Regions from separate parts of the Homo sapiens genome. Here regions 1 and 2 are each linked to region 3. Evidence: chromatin loops called from intact Hi-C (ENCODE). Cell type or tissue: B cell. All regions are shown on one strand. Each heading gives the region's core, and the rest is flanking DNA. Links, peaks and the distances in the headings are about the cores only.

Region 1 (6,985 bases), core at 606-5,605, 160 kb after region 3:
TGCCGCCCCCTGCTCCGCAGTGCCCAGTCCCATCAACTGTGCAAGGACTGAGGCATGCAGGTGCATGGCACGGGACTGGCAGGCATCTCCGCACCCAGCCCTGGAGCGGGATCCACTCCGCGAAGCCAGCTGTGCTCCTGAGTTGGATGGGGACTTGGAGAACTTTTATGTCTAGCCAGAGGATTGTATATGCACCAGTCAGCACTCTGTCTCAAGTTCAGGGCTCGTGGATGCACCAATCAGCACTCTGTATCTAGCTAATCTGGTGGGGACTTTGAGAAACTGTATGTCTAGCTGAAGGATTGTAAATACACCAATCAGCACTCTGTGTCTAGCTCAAGGTTTGTAAATGCACCAATCAGTGCTCTGTGTCTAGTTCATCTGGTGGGGTTTTGGAGAATTTTTACCTCTAGCTAGAGAATTGTAAATACACCAATCAGCACTCTGTGTCTAGCTCAGGGATTGTAAATGCACCAATCAGCTCCCTGTCAAAATGGACCAATCAGCTCTCTGTAAAACAGACCAATCAGCTCTCTGTAAAATGGACCAATCAGCTCTCTGTAAAATGGGCCAATCAGCAGGATGTGGGTGGGGTCAGATAAGGGAATAAAAGCAGGCTGCCGGAGCTAGCAGTGGCAATGTGCTTGGCTGCTCTTCTGTGGTGTGGAGGGTTTGTTCGTTTGCTCTTTGCAATAAATTTTGGTGCTGCCCACTGTTTTGGTCCCCATTGCCTTTATGAGCTGTAGCACCGTGAAGGTCTGCAGCTTCACTCCTGAAGCCAGCAAGACCACAAACCCACCAGAAGGAGGAAACTCTGAACACGTCTGAACATCAGAAGAAATCAACTCTGGACACACAACATTTGAGAACTGTTAACAGTCACCGCGAGGGTTCGCAGCTTCATTCTTGAAGTCAGTGAGACCAAGAGCCCACCAATTTCAGACACAATAGTAGTTTTAAATTCCGATTAGGGGAATTCCAACATCCCTGCTATGTCTGTGTCTGCTTCTGATGGTTGCACTATTTGTTCAAGCTGTGGTTTTTTTTCTTTTAATGTGCCTTCTAATTTTTTTGTTGGAAAAAAATGAGCAGTTTTGTACTGGGTAAATGGAACTGTGGTAAATAGGCCTTTAGAGCCTGGGGAACAGAGTGAGACCTATCTCTAAACAAACAAACAACAACAAAACCTTAACTAAGCATGTCTGTAGTCCCAGCTATTTGGGAGGCTCAGGCAGAAGGAGCACTTGAGCCTAGGAATTTGAGGCTACAGTGAGCTATAATTGAGCCACTGCACACCAGCTTGGGCGACAGAGTGAGACTCCGTCTTGGGGGAAAAAAAAAGATATAGATCTTTAGTAATGTAGAAGTGCGGTGTTGCAGGAGGGAGAAGTGTTCTACAGTTCTATTATTAGGTCTCAGTTTTTTGGTGAGGCTTTGGGTCTAGGCTGTGAACTTCACCAGTGCTTCTCAGCTTTTGTTTTTTCCCCTTAGGTGGGGGCAAAACCACTAGAGGAGACTGAAGTTGGGTATCTCCCTTCTCCTACAGGGAAGCTTAGAGGAAGCTGGAGTTGGTATTTCCTTTCCCCCAGGTGGGAGGCTGCAGACTGCTGGAGTTGGGTATTTCCCTTCCCTGGGGTAGGTTAGGCTCTGGCAAAATTCTTTCTCCTGAGGGTAGACCTTTTTAAAAACAACAGAATGCTTTGGCATACTGCAAAATGGTTTATTTCCCCTCCCTCTGCTAGAAGCATGAAGGGATTTTTCTCTGAGATTTACTGTGAGGATCTGGTAGAGCTCTGAGAGGTAAAAATCACAAAAGTGTTGGGGCATCTCCATAACTCAGTACCCCTGGAATGTTTTTTTTCTTTTGAGACAGGGTCTTGCTCTGTCACCCAGACTGGAGTGCAGTGACATGCTCATGGCTCACTGCAGCCTCAACCCCTTTGGGCTCAAGCGATTCTCCTGCCTTAGCCTCCTGAGGAGCTGCGACTAGTGGAGTGCACTACCAAACCCAGCTAATTTTTAAAGTTTTTAAAGAGACGGGGTCTTGCCATGTTGCCTAGCCTGGTCTTAAACTGTTGAGCTCAAGCAATCCTCCCACCTCAGCCTCCCAAAGTGTTGGGATTACAGGTGTGAGCCACCATGCCTGGCCCCTGGTGGAATTTTTAACTCTCTGAGTTGTCCACACTGTTTCTCCAAAAATTGGGGCAGTTACAGTTTAGGTTTTCCTATTCCTGTTTTCAAACCTCCTGTAGAGGCTTCTGCTCATCTGTTGCATTTCCAGTAACTTGTGACTGCCTGTATTTCCTGTCTCTCCAATTTTGGCGGCAGCAATCTGCCTAGTGGTCTCATTCCTCTAACAAATCTAAGAAGAGTTGTTCAGCTTTTGTTTGGTTTTGTTATTGTTGCTCAGCCTTTTAACCTGTTTAGATGGAGTGTTACCTTCTAAGCTCCTTACATGCTGGACCGGAAACCAAATTTCTGTCCTTCGTTTCTGAAGGACAGTTTTCCTGAATACTATTCTTGCTTGGCAGGTTTTCTTTCAGTGCTCTGAATATATCATCCCACTCCCTTCTGTCCTGTAAGGTTTCTGCTGAGAAATCTGCTGATAATTTTATAAGAGCTCCCTTGTGCTTGATGAGTCACTTTACTCTTGCTGCCTTCAGAGTCTCTCTTTGACTTTTGACAGTTTATTATGTGTCTCAGGGATGGCTTCTTTGGATCATATATTGTATCCCATAAGTCCCTTAGGCTTTCTTAACTTTTCTTCATCTTTTCTTTTGTTTCCCCTGACTCAGTAATTTCAAATAACCTGTCTCAAATTTCCTGATTGTTTCTTCTGCTCAATTAGATCTGTTATGATCCCTTCTAGTGAATTGTTCAATTCAGTTATTGTTTTTTTCAACTCCAGAATTTCCATTTGGTCTTTTTCTTAACAGATTCTTTTTTTTCTTTTTAGAGACAGGGTCTCACTCTATTGCCCAGGCTGGTCTCAAACACCTGGGCTCATGTAATCCTCCTGCCTCAGCCTCCCAGAGTGCTGGAATTTCAGGCCTGAGCCACTGCACCCGGCCTCTGCGTCTTTGTTGGTATTCTGGTTTTTATGGGTCACTTCCTGGTTTCATTTGTGTATCTGATTCTCTTGTAGCCCACTGAGCCTCTTTAAGATGATTATTTTGAATTCGTTGTCAGGTAATTCATAGATCTCTGTTTCTTTAGGGTTCCATTTCTGATACATAGTTGGTCCTCTGGACCATGTTTCCCACTATCATCATATGTCTTGTTATTTTTTGCAAGAGTTTGTGGATTTGAAAAAATGACCATGTCTTCCAGTTTTAATGGATTGGCTTCATAAAGGGGAAAACCTTAAACATTCAGCTCAACTAACAGTTTGGGGGAGTGGTCTCTCAAACCTTTTCTGGAGATACGTATTCTTGGGCTTGTGCCTGTGATTTCCCAATTCGAGAGGTTTGCTGGTGTCTTTTCAGAAGCTTGTGGTCTCTTGCTCTCTCTGGTGTCTGTCTACAGTACTGCAAGTTCTCAGGGTCTACAACAAGCTGTTGATGTCTCTTGTTCTCAGCAGTCCCCAGGGGATGTGTATGTATGTATGTATATATATATATGTGTGTGTGTGTGTGTGTGTGTGTATGTGTATATATGTGTATATATATGTGTATATATGTATATATATGTGTATATATGTATATATGTGTATATATGTGTATATATACACATATACATATACACATATATGTATATATATACGTGTGTGTATATATATATATATATATAATTTTTTTTTTAACTTTATCAGCACTCAGTGTCAGGCAAGACAGAAACCGGTCCCTCAGGGAGCCCCCTGAAAAGCCTGAATGTTGGACGCACATTCTACTCTTCTGTTTCACTCTCAAGGTAGAAGCTTCAAGTTGGGCATTTACTCCTGAAAGCACCAAGCTGTACTGGCTTTGGGAAAGGGCTATTGTAGGTTAAATGAAAATGTTTCTTCTTACCCATTTTAATATAGCTGTTCTTGACTTTGAACTTGCCTCAGGCACTAGTTTCTAGAATTCTCATAAAAGCTTTTTGGACCATATATTAAGTCAGTGTCTATGGAGGAACAAGGTCTGAGATGTCCTATTATGCTGTATTACTGATGTTACTCCTCTCAGGAAGATTAGTTTTTGAAAAGAGTACATGCAGAAAGTAAAGATCGGGATTTGGACATCGATTCCCTTAAAGCTAAATATGTTCACATATTCCTTGGAAATTTTTTTGGACATCCACAGGTATGAATACCCAGTTTGAAGATAACCTTTTTGGAGGATTCAAATTAGTATTCTTTTGGCTGCCTTTGGGATTTTGTTTCCTAAGTCTGCCTTGAATGTGCTCTCAAAATACCTACTTCCTATACTGGATCTCTTCCACCCCCAAGCTGGGCACCTGGGTCAGAGGATGTGTCTGGCAGGCTTTGAATGGTATAATGGTTAATTTTATGTGTCAACTTGACTGGGTTAAGGAAGACCCAAATGGCTAGTAAAACATTATTTCTGGGTATGTTTTTAGAGTATTCCCAGAGATTAGCATTTGGGTCAGCGTACTGAGTAAAAATGATTCACCCACCCTAGTGTTAGCAGGTCTTATCCAACTCATTGAGGGCCCATCTGAATGGAATAAAAAGGTAGAGGAGGGGGGAATTCTCTCTCTCTCTCTTTAGCTGGGACATCCATTTCCTTCCTTTGGACATTGGAGCTCCTGATTCTTAGGCCTTCAGACTTCAGGAGTCAGAGCAGCAGCCACCTGGGTCTCAGGCCCCCAGCCTTGGATTGGGAGTTATATCATTGGCTCCCCTGTTTCTCAGGCTTTCAAATTCACACTGAATTTCACTACCATATTTCCTGTTTCTCCAGTGTGCAGGCAGTATATCATGGGACGGACTTCTTGGCCTCTACAATCACTTGAACCAATTCTTATAATATATCTGCCCTTAATATCTGTATAAATATCTTATTGGTTCTGGTTTTTTCGAGAACCCTGACTAATGCAGATTTCGATACTGAGAGTGGTTCTAGAGCAACAGAATTTTAAGGATGAGTTTGCTGAATTGGTTTTGGGGCTTATGGAATTGGCTCTTCAATCATCTTAGATTTCAAGATGCTAAGGACTCTATAGTAGTCTATTGCATGAACTATTTATAAAGATATGCATTAGATGCTCCTAGTTTACCAAATATAAGAAGTAAAAACCTAAGTAACTCTGTATATGATACTTTCAAACGTTTTTGGAAAACCAAGGAATATAATGCCATTGGTTGGTTGCTCCTAATGTCACTGAACAAAATGGTGAAAGAGGAGGATGAGCTCAGAGATTCAAATTACCAGCTTGAGCTTCAAATAAATGATCTAAGAGCTTCTACATGTGCCCTGAGGGAGAGCCTTATCTCCTAAAACCTCAGTACTGAAATTGCTGCAAATGAAACAGAAGATTTCATCTTGTAATTGGCTGAATTACAATGCAAATTGAACACGCAGCCTTACTACAGGGTGTAAGTAGGCAGCCTTACACCCTGCCTACTGTTGAAGTGAGGGTATTCATTGGGAAATAATGTCCCATCCAATATATTAGGATGGGGACTTAGGGGAAGACCCTAATGAAGCTGAGGACATTGAGTCTTAAATCCTGATAAGTCTCTTTTGCTAGTGGAAGAGTTCTTTCCACCCCCAGAAAAAGTTGCCTGCCTACTCTCAACAGAAGTGGCTTCCCCAACCCCAGCAAAAGTGGCTTCCTTACTCCCAACAAAAATGACCTCCCCCACTGCAGTGGTACTGGCTTTTCTACCTCTGCCCAATGGGATTAATCCTAAATTGCCTGAGGGATGGTAGTGGCCTCCACTAAAGCAGTTGCTAAGCAAGATAATGTTGATTCTTCTCAGGACTCATCCCCACCTCTCCTCTTTCTTCTACACCCCTAACTAGACTCAAGTCCCAGCAGGCCCTTAAAGTGATTTATGGCTCATGAGAAGATATGTTATATTCCAAAAGAATTATTTGAGTTTTCTTCTTATATAAGCATAAATTTAGGGAATGTGTGGGAATGGATATTAAAAGTATATAATAATGGCAGAAGGAACATAAAGTTGGATGGCCTAATTTATTATTTTCCAATCCTGCTCCTTCTTTACAGGCCTAATTTATTGATATGGACCCACTAAGCAGAGATTCTGCATTTAATGTTGCCTCTTGGGGAAGTTAGGGCTCTAATCATTTGTTTTTTGGCTGAAACATGGATCAAAAGGTGGCCCATGATGAGCGAGTTGGAAATGCCCGATCTCTCTGGTTTAATGTAGAGGAAGGGGTTCAAAGGCTTGGGAAAATTTGAATGTTACAATGGATTTGTCATTTAAGACCTACTAACCCATACAAAGAGAGTCCAGAAGTCATATCTTGCACAATACTTTCAGAAATAAATTTATGAGGGTGTAGTCCCAGCACTTTGGAAGACCAAGGCGGGCAGATCAGTTGAGGTCAGGAGTTTGAGACCAGCTGGGCTAACATGGTGAAATCCCATCTCTACTGAAAGTAAATACACAAAAAAATTAGCTGGGTGTGGTGGCGGACACCTGTAATCCCAGCTACTCAGGAGGTTGAGGCAGAAGAATCACTTGAACCCAGGAGGTAGAGGTTGCAGTGAGCCTAGATCACGCCACTGCACTCCAGCTTGGGTGACAGAGCAAGACTCCATCTTTAAATAAATAAATAAATGAAATTTATGAAGGGTTCTCCAACATCCTTGATCACTCTCTTCTGTAGGCCAGATCTTACAGTGGGAATCACAGCCACTGAACTGGAAAACGAAGGTAGTCAGAGTAATTAGATTATGTGGTGGCAGGGGCCAAGTAGCAGCACTAAACTGTCAAAGGTATGGTGGGCATAGTTACTATAATGGACAGCAGAGCCAAAGCAGCAATAGGAATAACCTGACTCCTGCAGAC
Region 2 (6,840 bases), core at 1,841-6,840, 300 kb after region 3:
ATTTTAGATGCTCGAGACAGCAGTAAACAAGACAAAGACAGTCTCTGTCCTCACAGAACTTATAATCAGAGAACTTATAAACAGAAGCAAAACATAAATCATTTCTGGTTGTGCTAAATGCTGTGGAAAACAAAGCAGAATCAGAACCACTTTAATGTGAGAAGGGTTGGTATTTCTGATAGGGTAATCAGGGAAGTGGTATTTCAGCAGGGACCTAAAGGATGAGAAGACACAAACCTGCAAAGACCCTGGAGGCAATGCTCCAAGCAGATGAGACAGCAAATGTAAATGAGCGGCAATGAGCTTGGTGTGTGGGAAGAACAGCAAGGTCAGCAAAGCAGGAACATGCTGAGTCCTGAGAGTGGCAGATCACATAGAATCTAGGGAAGAAATGAGAAATTCTGGGATTTTTTTTTTTAACAGAAGTGTTGTGATCTGGCTTGTAGTTTGTTTGTTTGTTTTGAGACGGAGTCTCGCTCTGTGGCCCAGGCTGGAGTGCAGTGGCACGATCTCTGCTCACTGTAAGCTCCGCCTCCCGGGTTCACGCCATTCTCCTCCCTCAGCCTCCCGAGTAGCTGGGACTACAGGCACCCGCCACCACGCCCAGCTAATTTTCTGTATTTTTAGTAGAGACGGGGTTTCACCGTGTTAGCCAGGATGGTCTCGATCTCCTGACCTCGTGATCCGCCCGCTTCACCCTCCCAAAGTGCTGGGATTACAGGCATGAGCCACCGTGCCTGGCCTTGTAGTTTTAAAAGATGCTGCTGACAGCCTCTGTGGAAGCAGGGAGGCAAGTTAGGAGATCACTGCATTGTCCAGGCTGAACATGTTGGTGGCTTGGACTAAGGGGGAAAGGGGTGAGGTGAAGAGAAGCAGTCACATTTGGGATACATTTTGAAGGCAGAGCTGGGACTTGCTGACTGGTATGGGGAGAACAAGAGAAATCAAGAATGACTTAGGTCATTCTTGTTGTGGCTGCCACAACAGTGTGAGACAGGTGCTGATGGAAAGAGAGAGGCCTGGTGGTGAAACAGGTTTTGGGGATGAACTCAAGAGTTTAGATTTGGACACGTTAAATTTGTAATGACTACAAGTCAAGTAGAGATATCAAATAAGGCTGTTGGACAAACAAGTGTGCATGAAACTTGGGGACTGATGAGGGCTGGAGATATGTATGCGAGTCAGCAGCGCGTGGACAGCATTTAAAGCCTGGGGAATGGATTAGACCACTTAGCAGAGATAAAGAGGAGGGGGCCATAGACTTGGCCTCAGAATGTAGATGTCAGGAAGAGGAGGAGCAGGACACAGAAAAGGTACAGTCAGTGAAGTAGAGAAAAGCAGTAGATGATAATATTACAAATCAAAATGAAGAAAAAAGCTTTCAAGTACAGACTGCTCCACTGAATCAAATGCTGTTTAAGACTACAGAAATGAAATTTTTCCAGGCACATTGTAGCTCCTTCCTCCCAAGCTCCAGCTCCTTAAAGGAACAAATGAACCCTATCTTCTGATGGGGGTTCTATATCCAGGCTTTAATGCCAGAGATATGAGCTCAATTGTTTATAGGTTGTATGACCTTAAATAAGTTACTTCTCTATACCTTGATATACATCCTCTACATACCTATCACTAAATGCTCAAGTGAACTACTCCAATAGTATCTCATATAAACATCTTATTCTGCTTGAGGCCAGGAATTTGGGACTAGCCTGGGCAACATGGTGAGTCTTCATCTCTACAAAAAAAAAAATGTTTAATTAGCTGGACATGTTGGTGTATATCTGTAGTCCTGGCTACTTGGGAGGCTAAGGCAGGAGGATCGCTTGAGCCCAGGAGTTCAAGGCTGCAGTGGGCTATGACTGAGCTACTGCTCTCCAGCCTGAGTAACACAGTGAGACTGTCTCAAAAAAACAAACAAACAAAAAAAAACTTACTTTATCACTTTTGTGATTTAACTTCTTTATAGCTCTATACTGAGATCTTTTACGACTGTCTTAATTGGCCCAAACAGGATTAAGGTTATGGTCAGACTCAAACAGGACTGTGTCTGAATCTGACCTCTACCACTTCCCATCTGTATAACCACGGGCCAGTTTCAGAATCTCTGAGATGTTCCTGCTGTGTAACATAAGAATACTATATACCTCATTGATGGTGGGTTGTGTGAAGATTAAAAGAGATAATGGATACACTTAGCAGAATAAAGGCTCATAAGACAGTAGTTATCATCTTTGTATCTGTAACACTAATACTCTTCATGTTTGTGGACTGATAACTTGAGAAAGTAAGATACAAGCCAGCTCTCCTTTCCTCCTTCCAGAGCACTAGGGTAGAGAAAGGGAGCTACAGTCAGCTGTTACTCACACCCAGTAATTTGGTAAGGGCCAACAAGGTAGATTATCAATATCACAGAGTATCACTGATTATTCTGGAAAATAACAGGGATATCCTCCTCCTCCTGAAAATTTTGTTGAGGGGATCCCCACTATTCAATGCAGACACTCAAGCCAGAAATTCAAGCATCATCTAAGAGTCTTTCCTCTAATCCCTCTGACATTTTATTAACAAGATGGCAATCGATTGTACTTTCAATGTGCCATGCTTCATCAAATGTAAGATGCTATGTTATGATTCTTTTTTTTTTTTTTTTGAGATGGAGTCTTGCTCTGTTGCCCAAGTTGGAGTGCAGTGGTGCAATCTCGGCTCACTGCAAGCTTCGCCTCCCAGGTTCACGACATTCTCCTGCCTCAGCCTCCCGAGTAGCTGGGATTACAGGCGCCCGCCACCACGCCCGGCTAATTTTTTGTATTTTTAGTAGAGACAGGATTTCACTATGTTAGCCAGAATGGTCTCAATCTCCTGACCTCGTGATCCGCCCGCCTCAGCCGCCCAAAGTGCTGGGATTACAGGCGTGAGCCACTGCGCCCAGCTTGTTATGATTCTTTTATGTAGCTCTAAGAAAGAAAAAATGCCACTTAAACTGTGACATGCCATTGACTTTTAGAAGTGTCCAAGTTTGACAGACACCAAAATGTGGGGGGGGGGGGGGGGGAAGTACACCTTGTAATTGGTGAAATACAGGCCCTCTCATTCTACTACTGCTTAATTCAGACTCCCATCATCCCTTGCCTTGATTAGGGATGGAATCTCCTGTCTTCCCTCTACCCAAACTCTGCTGCCAATATTACCAGCCTCCCCAAATCCTTCCATTAGTTCTTCTCTCATATTCCCCAGTCCATATTCTCCTGTTTAACTGGCTGCGATTCCCCAAATGTCGTGTCAATTCTGGTCAATGTCCCTTCCATGTTATTTTTTGTCTGGAATGTTTTTTCCTCCCTGTCTTCAACTATCTCCTAGCTTTTAAACACAAGGATTTTCTAGCCAGGACATATCTCACTCCACCCCTCCTCATTGCCAGGACTGCTTTGGTTGATATGGCTTAAATGGTTGTCACTTTCTTCATTCACAAATAAACTCCATCCAAAAATGAACCCTACCCCAACCCCCAAAAGACAAACTTCCTATGAAAGGGCAATTGGAGCCTCCAGAAAGTTCTAACTTGTATGGTTTTCAACACCAAGCAGGCATCAGCTCCTCCAAGTGTCTTCCCAAATTCTCCAAGCTCAGTAAGGAACCCCTCCCCGGAGCTCCATAGTATTCCATGCGTACCTCTATCACACCCCTTCTTAGAGCATCTTGTAATTGTTAACTTGTTTCCTTCCCTACTATACTGTGAGCTCCCTGGAAATTGTGATTTCTTATTCAGCTCCATTATTCACCAGAACCTGGAACCTAGAAGGCACTTAACACTAATGAAATTATCAGGTGAACAGATGGATGGGTAAATGAAAAGTGATTACTGTATATAATCACTGGGTCCTAGTTTCCCATTCTGAGGTGCCCCAAATCACCTCACATTGCCACTAGCCCTTCCCAAGTGTGGTAACTGGCTTAACCAGGAAAGAGCAATGACACCCCTTGGTGGTCAGTGCAGGGAGTACATCTTACTGAACAGAAGGCAGTTTCTCTCTTTTCAATCACTACTCTCCCACTCTTTAGGTTAGGAAATGTCAAGAGTGAGGGAGATTTGGCATTTTCAAATGATCAAGCTGATGACTGCATGCAGAATGGATTGGAGAGGGGACAGAGGGGGAAGCAGGGATGCCAGCTGGGAGGCTGTCTTGTCAGAGTTGACAGTCAAGTGCAGATCTGTGACTTTGACATCATCACACTTAACCACTTAGTAATATTGCCTTTTTTACCTAGAATTTTCCTTTCTTCTTCTCAACTGAGCACTGTGGCAGATAGATTCTAGGATCTGTTCAATGATTCAATGATGTCTGCCTTCTGGTATACATGCCTTTGTATAACTCCCTCCCTTGAATATGGGCTAGCCTAGTGACTTGCTTCCAACCAAAAGATTACGGCAAAGGTGATGAAATGTCACTTCTGTGATCAGACTACATGAGACTGTAACTTCCATCTGGCTAGCAGACTCTAATCCTTGTTTACTTTGCTTAAGAAAGCTGCCATGTTATAGAGGCTCGTGTGGCAAGGAAGTGAGGGCAACCTCCAGCCAACAGTCAGCTAGTGGAACCCCGGAAGCCAGCAACCCTTGTGGAATTGAAATTCTGCCAACAGGCCAGGTATGGTGGCTCAAACGCCAGCACTGTGGGAGGCTGAGGCAGGTGGATCATGAGGTCAAGAGATAGAGACCCTCCTGGCCAACATGGTGAAACCCTGTCTCTACTAAAAATAAAAAAATTAGCTGGGCATGGTGGCGTGCGCCTGTAATCTCAGCTACTGAGGAGGCTGAGGCAGGAGAATCACTTGAACCAGGAGGCGGAGGTTGCGGTAAGCTGAGATTGAGCCACTGTACTCAGGCCTGGCAATACAGCGAGACTCTGTCTCAAAAAAAAAGAAAGGAAAGAAAAGAAATTCTGCTAACAATTTAAGTGAGCTTGGAAGCAGATCCTTCCCCACTCAGGCCTTCAGATAAGAACAGCCCTGACCAATAACTTGATTTCAGCCTTCCAGGGTTTCAGAGAAACTGTGAAGCAGAGGACTCAATGAAATGGTGCCTGAACTCCTAACCTGTAAGCTCTGAAATAAATAGGTGTTGCTTTAAACCATTAAGTTTGCAGTAATTTGTTTATCTGTAACTAATAAAGCACCTATTCAAAATGTGTCATCATCATGCAGGTCAGAACCTTCTGAAAACCTGGGAAACTTTCTGTAGTCAGAATCCACTACTCTACCACTAATGTCTCTTCCATCCGGCTCTGCAGCACCTGAGCAAAAGACCTCTGCAGCTGAGTCCAAAGAGCATTCCCATGTGAACCGAGCAACCAAGTATCATCGGAGTGAGTTTGTTAGATTCTAGCCCCATCCTGTGCTAGGCCTTAGGTAGACCTCTTACAGCTCACAAGAAATGCAGTTTATGAGGAAAGACCATGAATCGGGGGGCGGCCCGGGGAGGGTATTACCAAACAGATCAGCATCAGGAACATCATTCCCAGAGAGAAATTTGGCCAATTGTCAGTTCAAGTACACATCTCTCCCTCCTTTTACAGCATATTGCAATAGATTATAGCCATGCGAAATAATCCATAAACTTAGCTAATTCCACCAAACAGATAGGAAAGAAGGTAGAGTCCTACAAGAGCCTAGTCAGAATAAGAACTACAGTAATTTTGCCAAAACCCTGTTAAGTTCTTGAATAATTCTGGTCAAAATGGATTTCAATCTGAGTTAACTCACAGTCAACAATTTGGCTGTTTTTCTTGCTTCTCACTCTACTGCCTTACTCTCTTCCACAGTGTTAAGTAGCCATTTAAATGGGTTTGTTCTGCTGCAGGTGGCTGAGCCTGGGATTTCCAACTTGGGAGACTACACAGTGGACTCTATAATGATTAGTGGCAGCATCCAATGTCTCTTCCAAGTCTAAAATTTGTGAGTTTCAAAGTTGACTCTCCCCAAACCTGGCCTTTGCTGCCTCAGATTCTGTCACTCTAGCAAGGCAGAGAGAGCAAAAGGGGCAAGACAAACCTCATCAACAGCACAGAAATCCCAGAATCACACACTCTCTGGTCCAGCCAAGCCAAGTGTTTTTTTTTTTGTTGTTGTTGTTGTTTTTTAAATCACCCTCCATTACTCAACATTCTCGTTCCCAGATGAATTTTAAACTGGAGTTGCACCAACTGTGAGACAGCCTCAACCCCAATGTTAAATACTACCAGTTATATATATATATATATATATATAAAAGACTGAAAACAGTTCTCTCTGGAAAACGATCCACCAACCTTTTTATGGGAAGAAGGTCTTCTCTAACACTTTAACTTAAGGGAAGAAGTGATGGAGAGGAAGAAGGAAAGTACACTGGCCAATACTCTGAAACTGACTGACTTGGGTATCTGTGGTCCAAAGAGGATCCCGAAAGACAGTGACTCTGTCTCAATGATTATTCCCATCCCAATTAAAAGTCATAATGACAGCATTTACATTCACACAGGGTCTCTTTCCAAGAAGTTTGTGAGTCACCTACATGTCTTCAATTCTCAAGGCAACAGTGGGGGCAACAAGGAGGTTGACAGCCAGGTCCTGTGAGAGCTGTTTGTCAAAGCCCACTCTCAGTGAGTCAGTCCCTGGAAGTTGGGTTCAGTGCACGGAGGCAGGGCCACTGACTGGCTTAGCAACGTGTCCATCATGCTGATTTTAGCATCTTGCTTCTCAATGTCCTCATACGGAGTCCAGGACAAGTCATGCTGTAGTTTGTAGGCACCAAGGAAGTCATGTGGACAACTTGTCCCCCATTCCTAGAGAAGGCAAAGGAGGCAG
Region 3 (6,985 bases), core at 738-5,737:
TGGGGGATCCTGGAGCAGGCGACATGAGCAAATCTAAGGAGGCACCTAAACTGGGTTTGACACAACCCACCCCTGGCATCACTCAGATCTGTTCATGTCCTCTTATGATATGTGGCTGTCATATCCATGTGGAAAAGGGGATACTGCTAGTCCATGGGATGCAACATTAATGCAGTTACTTAAATTATTACCTACAAATGGTTATAATCAAGGACCTATCAATGACAAGGCTAGTAATTAGTAGCTTAATCCACAATTGTCTAACGCCTAGAACTTTTTGAGCTCTAACATGACGCCACAAGAGGAGAATTTCACACCTGACCTCACATGATGGGTTGCATATATTATTTTAAATACTGTGTAAAATTACCTTAATAAGCTACTTATTACTAAGTAGCTATAGTAATAGAACATTATCATAAAAATTCCAGTGCTGCTTCTTGGTTGGCAAAGAAAGGAGGAATAAAAAATAGATTTAAAAAAGAACATTATGATAGAAATAAGGAATACAAAGACTATAGGACGGGCTGGCTTCTTCTGAGCATGTTGGAGAAATAATATGGCAAAGTCAGAGCTTTAAATTCTCAGCTGGCTACATAGGTAGAAAGCCAGAAAATATGACCAACTTGAGGGAATCCCTTATTTTTTGTAGTGCAAAGTCTAGATTTATGAAAACCAGAATCTGTTCCTGTGGTTGACTAAATTACATATAAATTAAATTCACAGCCTTGCTTTTTAAATATAAAGTTATATTGTTGATAGAAAAAGACAGATTCTGAGAATTGTAATAGGGGCATTTCGGTAGATTTAAACCCCCTTGAGCCCCCAAATTATACTAGTTCTCTTTTGCCATGAAAACCAGCCCTTCCTCTCATCTGAAGGTGTTAGCTGCCCCTTTCCAGAAGATTCTATAGTTATCTTTCTAGAGGTAATCACCTTGAAGAGGCATACTGATTCTTTTCAAAATCCATATGCATGATCCATCATTCCTTCCAGGCACATAATAATACTCAAATCACAGTAGATCCAAAGAGAAAGAAGGACTACCGGACTACAAAGTGTGACTCAAGAATAGGAACCAAATGGATGACTGAATAAAGAAAATGTGGTATATATACACAATGGAATACTATGCAGCCATAAAAAGAATGAAATTGGCCAGGCACGGTGGCTCACACCTGTAATCCCAGCACTTTGGGAGGCCGAGGCGGGCGGATTACAAGATCAGGAGATCGAGACCATCCTGGCTAACATGGTGAAACCCCATCTCTACTAAAAATACAAAAAGTTAGCCTGGCGTTGTGGTGGGCACCTGTAGTCCCAGCTACTCCGGAGGCTGAGGCAGGAGAATGGCGTGAACCCGGGAGGCGGAGCTTGCAGTGAGCCGAGATCCCACCACTGCACTCCAGCCTGGGCGACAGAGCGAGACTCTGTCTCAAATTAAAAAAAAAAAAAAAAAGAATGAAATCATGTCTTTTACAGCAAAACGGATGGAACTAGAGGCCATTATCCTAAGTGAAACAACTCCGAAACAGTCAAATAACACATGTTCTCACTTACAAGTGGGAGCTAAATAATGTGTACACATGGGCATAGAGTGTGGAATGATAGACATTGGGTGGAGGAGTGGGAGGAGGGTGGGGGATGAGAAATTACTTAATGGGTACAATGTACACTATTCAGGTGATGGATACACTAAAAGCCCAGATTTTGCCTACTCAAAATATCCATGTAACAAAACTACACTTGTACAACCTTAAATTTATACAAATTAACAAAGAATAGGGGGCCAGGCGCAGTGGCTCATGCCTGTAATCCCAGCACTTCAGGAGGCCGAGGCGGGTGGATCACCTGAGGTCAGGAGTTCGAGACCAGCTTGGCCAACATGGCGAAACCCCATCTCTACTAAAAATACAAAATTAGCTGGTGGGTGCCTGTAATCCCAGCTACTCGGGAGGTTGAGGCAGGAGAATTGCTTGAACCCAGGAGATGGAGGTTGTAGTGAGCCAAGATCGCGCCACTGCACTCCAGCCCGGGTGACAGAGCAAGATTCTATCTCAAAAAAAAAAAAAAAAAAAAAAAAGAAGAATAGATATCAAAAACACCAAAAGAACTGCAAGGTTTTGCCAGTATACATTTTGCAAGGCTATACTAGTAAAAGCCTGGGAAATATTTAGGGAAGTGGATTACAAGAGTGTTATACCAGAGAGAGAGAAAAATGTAATTTTTGATTGCACTGAATTCATTGATACAGATATGTTAGCTCAAGAAACTGATAGTGGCTATAACAGCTTACTGGGCTGGCTAACTGAAACTTGGACTTAATGGTGGCCTATATTACATTAAGGAGAAAGGCCAAAACATCCTTGGTACACTATAGAACAAGATATCCAAAGACAGAGAGCTAGGAATGTCAGTCAGTAGGGACCTCTAGAAGCAGAATGCATTTACCTGGTGGAGTTAACAATACAACTTCACTTTCTTCACTCAAAGCTATATCAACTGTCCAGCCCTCTATCAAACTCTAGCCTGCTAGGACCTAATAATTTCCCCATTTCATAGGAGATCATGCTGGCCTACTACACGATAAAATCATATTGATTGGACTAGGTGAGTATTACTTGATACCCTAGACACGCTGGTAAGACACATATATACCAGATGGTATGGAACAAATCCCAAACAAAAACTAAGGAATCTACCACCTTAGTGAAATTTCTTGCTTCCAGAGCTCTCTAGCACATCAAAATATCGTTTATAAGGTGAACATGAAAATATCCCTTGTAAGATTAAGGATAGTTGTTGCATCTGGCATCTCCCATCACAAAGAAAGAAGCATCACATTAGATTTTGGAGGCAACATGGATCTCATTTGGGCATGCCACTATGGCCTATTTACTGAGTGAGCCATAAGGGCTGCCACAATGGGGCAGTGTGGGATTCTGGAAAGTTTCCTGGTTTCAGACAGGTGGATGGCGGGGTCGGGGGAATCTTGAGCCTATTTTCTCATAAGTAAAATGAAAATAAATACCTTCCTTGGAAGGCTATGGTACTGTAAAATGAGGTAACAGGTGAAAAAGCCCTTTAAAGTACACATCTTCAGGTGTTGGCTGTACCACTCTGCCATTTGATGCTATGCCAATGACAAATTTTTTCGGCCCAGAGTAAAAATTATTCCCTAAGAATTGCCAAAAATCCTATTTTTTCTATTGAGTTGTATCATAGATACAGAAGAGCATATGAAACATTAATGGAGAGTTTAAAGAATAATTATGATGTAACACCCTTCTAACTAGCACTTGAGTCAGAAATAGAATATTGTCAAAGTGGCCACTAACCCTGCACTAGGGCACCCAGATAAGGAGCAAGTAGGGGCTGAAATATACCAAGCTTCTACCCAGAACTGTTGGGTGAAATATGCACCCACCACCACCCCCCGTCCCGACTCTAAAAGGACAAGCTGGGGTATTCTGAGCTCCTTCCTCCCACTTTTACTGTGGAGCAAGCAGATTGCTAGCTCTCCTCCCTTCCAGGACATATCACATATAGAACACCAGGGGGCGGCAACTCCCCACAGATGTTGGTACCTGGGACGACAACGGCTAAACCAAGGATGAAGCAGCTTGACTTTCTACTCTTTTTTTTCTCTTTTCCTCTTTTCCATGTCCCTCTACTGCTCTGCAGGCCTGCATCACACATCACAATGGCACAGTGCAAAGATTCATGGCTTTAGTAACAAGGAGAGCTACGTTTGAATCCCAACTCTACCACTCACTACCTTTGACCTTGAGCAAGTGACACCATCTCTCCAAGCCATGGTTTCCTTATCCGGAAACATAGAATACAAAAACAGTACCTACCCCATAGGATTGTTGGAATGATTAAGTGAGATAATGTGGGTAAACAGCAAAACATTGTCCAAATATTAGTTGTTTTTAGACATCATAATTAATCTAGGCCGGGCATGGTGGCCCAAGCCTGTAATCCTAGCATTTTGGGAGCCCAATGTGGGCGGATCACCTGAGGTCAGGAGTTCAAGACCAGCTTGGCCTACATGGTGAAACCCTGTCTCTATGAAAAATACAAAAATTAGCCAGGCGTAATGGTACATGCTTGTAATCCCAGCTACCTGGGAGGCTGAGGCAGAAGAATTGCTGGAACCCAGGAGGCAGAGACTGCAGTGAGCTGAGATCATGTCACTGCACTCCAGCCTGGGTGACAGAGCGAGACTCCGTCTCAAAAAAAATAATAATTAATCTAATTTGATTATCACCAATCCTGGCAGGCAAGGTAGGTAAACACGCTTCCCAAGTTTCAGATAAAGAAATTGACCTGCGGAATCATGATGATAATGTGGTTTCATTTCCTTTTTGTTGTTGTTGGGTTTTATTTTGAGATGGAGTTTCGCTCTGTTGCCCAGGCTGAAGTGCCGTGGTGTGATCTCAGCTCACTGCAGCCTCCGCCTCCTGGGTTCAAGTGATTATTTTGCCTCAGACTCCCGAGTAGCTGGGACTACAGACACGTGCCACCATGCCCAGCTCATTTTTGTATTTTAGAGATGGGGTTTCATCGTGTTGGCCAGGCTGGTCTTGAACTCCTGACCTAAGGTGATCCACCCACCTCAGCCTCCCAGAATACTAAGATTACAGGTGTGAGCCACCGTGCCCGGCATGGTTTCATTTTCTAAGACTCTCCCTCAACACTTTTGTCATCATGACAGCTTGCCTTGAGAGACTCATTGATAACCCTTTGGAGATATCTGGGATTCTGAGGCCCAAATACGTTATGTGTGCTGAAGGCCACATAACCAATCAGTGGACAAGTCAGAAGCCAAAGAGCCAGCTCACTGTGCTCCCAGTCCAGGGATGCAGCCACTTCGCCACCACCTCATGAATTTTGCTTGACTGCTTACTGTAGAATCCCATCTGTAAGTCTTATCTTCCTGCCTAGACTGTGAGCTAAAAGAGAAAAAAAAATTCTCAAGGAATATTTATTCTTATGGAAAAGCATTTATGCTATGTTACTAAATGAAACAAGGGATTTACAAAACACCTTGTGCAACATGATCCCAGTATGTATTTACGTATACTTGCAGAGGAAAAAAGTAGAAAGTCATGACACACAATGGTAAAAACATTTATCTCTGTGTGGTAGAATTACAGGTGATTTTTGTGTTTTTCTCTTACATTTTTGCACATGTTTCTAGGTTTCTCCCATGCACATGTTTTACTTCTATGATCAGAACTAATATCCGTGTGTGTGTGTGTGTGTGTGTATTACACTATTTCAATTGTCCATTTAGAAAATTACTACATTAAGAGTCAGAGATCTTGGGCTGCCTTCCCCCAATAATTTATCGTGACTTTGCACAAGCTTCTTAACCCTCTGAGCCTCAGTTTCTCCACTGGAAATATGAGAATATCACCCCTGTCATCCCATCCCCAGAAGGCTCCGAACCTCCCCTGTCTGGCTGCCACAAATCGTTCCCCCTTCTCCTCAGCCAAGCTGCTGAGCAGTCACAGGACACCTGCCTCTGTTTCCACTTCCCCATCCCATTAATTAATCCCTCATCTAGCCGCAGCTTGGGTTTTGTTCCCTCTTCTGCAAAGCAGATTCTACAGAGGTGGCCTCTTCAATGCCAAAGCCCATGGCCTCTGTGCTGCCTTTTCCTCCACCTCTACCTCCTCACCTGGCTGTTTCCCCAGACGGGGCTGTCTTGACTGCTCCCTCCTTGAAGCACATTCTTCCCTCACCTTCTCTGACCACTGCTTACCTTGGTTTCCTTAGCCCCTGTGGCTGCTGCTTCTCCCAAGGGTCTGGCTCAAAAGGGGTTCCCTGGGTTGCAGGGCACCTTTCCTCTCTCTTAGGCTGGTGCATGACCTCACCCAAACCAGCAACTTCCAGCACCACGAGCAATGAGTGACCTGAGCTTCCCAAATCTCTCCCGGGCCCCACCCCACTACCCTCAGGCTGTCAGAAGCTGAGCCCCATCTCTCCCCAGTCTCCTCCCCATCCCACCAATCCTCCTCTGAAAATGGTTTTTCAGGTGCTGGTCACCCAGGAACAAACTCAAGGCCACTCAGTGGAGGGGGTTCTGCCCACCTTCCTGCAGCCCTGCTGAGGACTCCAGCCAGTTAACCCAGGGGACAGCGTCATGGACCTCAGCGTGGCATCTCATCCACATGATTCTCGTGGACTCCCCACTGGTGTCCCTGTCCTCTCTCTGTCCCTCTGGGCTAGCCTTAAATACAGGCCTCACCACCAGGAGCATCACAGCTATTACTGAGCACTGACCAGTGTCAGGCATTGAGGGCTTTGCCTGTATTCTCCTTTATTCCTCAAGACAAACATGGAAGGGAAATACTATCATTATCTCCATTTCTTTTTTTTTTTTTCTTAATAGAGACAAGGCCTCACTACATTGTCCAGGCTGGTCTCAAACTCCTGGACTCAAGCTATTGTCCTGTCTCGGCCTCCCAAAGTGCTGGGATTATAGATGCAAGCCACCATGCATGGCCTATTACCTCCATTCCAATGATGAGAAAAGTGAGGTATGGAGCGTTTAATCTGCTCAGGGATGTGTGGTTATACAGTTACCAAAGTCTTAGAGCTGGGATTGGAATACAAGATAATCTGATTCGACTGCAGATCATGTGCCCTAAACCACTCAGCTACATGGCAATTTTACCTCTTACCAGAATCACCTACAGGATAAAGTCCACATGCTTCCACCTGGTCTGCGGGGACCCTCATGTATAGCTCAGACACGCCATTTCAGTCCTAGGACCCAGTGTGTCCAATTGTCCCACTCTCCATTCTGACCGCACTCCTCAGCTGCCCACTTCCACACCTTAACCCATGTCTTCTTGCCACCCAGAGTCTCAACCCCACCTCCATATGTCAAAATGCTCCCTCCAAGGCCTTCTCAAATTCCTCTTCCTCTACCCAGGGTAGGTCATGCAGCATGATGGAGGAGAGGCCTGTG

What was found. Hi-C counts contacts between places; a loop is a spot of excess contacts. Peaks named below come from ENCODE experiments on the same cell type or tissue, not always from the same donor. Only the 100,000 strongest peaks of a DNase experiment are listed, where the experiment ranks them.
Region 1: a loop joins it to region 3, with 31 times the contacts of the local background. A loop is called at or near these places in 109 of 110 quality-filtered maps.
Region 2: a loop joins it to region 3, with 31 times the contacts of the local background. A loop is called at or near these places in 74 of 110 quality-filtered maps.

What each region holds. Positions count from the first base shown.
Region 1 is chr1:42,910,071-42,917,055 of GRCh38, reverse strand. No RefSeq gene overlaps it. Among named protein-coding and RNA genes, the nearest start is that of SLC2A1, 45 kb to the left of the region's middle. In B cell, for the core only: CTCF peaks have their summits at 3,295 and 3,497; a DNase peak (open chromatin) is centred at 3,495.
Region 2 is chr1:42,775,187-42,782,026 of GRCh38, reverse strand. It overlaps C1orf50 (chromosome 1 open reading frame 50), which reads right to left. Exons shown (of 5, transcript NM_024097.4): 5 at 2,536-6,818. The coding sequence ends at 6,633. It overlaps TMEM269-DT (TMEM269 divergent transcript), which reads left to right. Exons shown (of 4, transcript NR_133055.2): 3 at 5,203-5,363; 4 at 5,858-6,214. Among named protein-coding and RNA genes, the nearest start is that of TMEM269-DT, 6.3 kb to the left of the region's middle. In B cell, for the core only: CTCF peaks have their summits at 3,790 and 3,991; a DNase peak (open chromatin) is centred at 3,966.
Region 3 is chr1:43,070,388-43,077,372 of GRCh38, reverse strand. No RefSeq gene overlaps it. Among named protein-coding and RNA genes, the nearest start is that of CFAP144, 74 kb to the left of the region's middle. RefSeq lists a silencer at 3,437-3,486 and an enhancer at 6,912-6,985. In B cell, for the core only: CTCF peaks have their summits at 3,376 and 3,575 (motif pointing right); DNase peaks (open chromatin) are centred at 3,562 and 4,362; H3K27ac peaks cover 1,093 bases.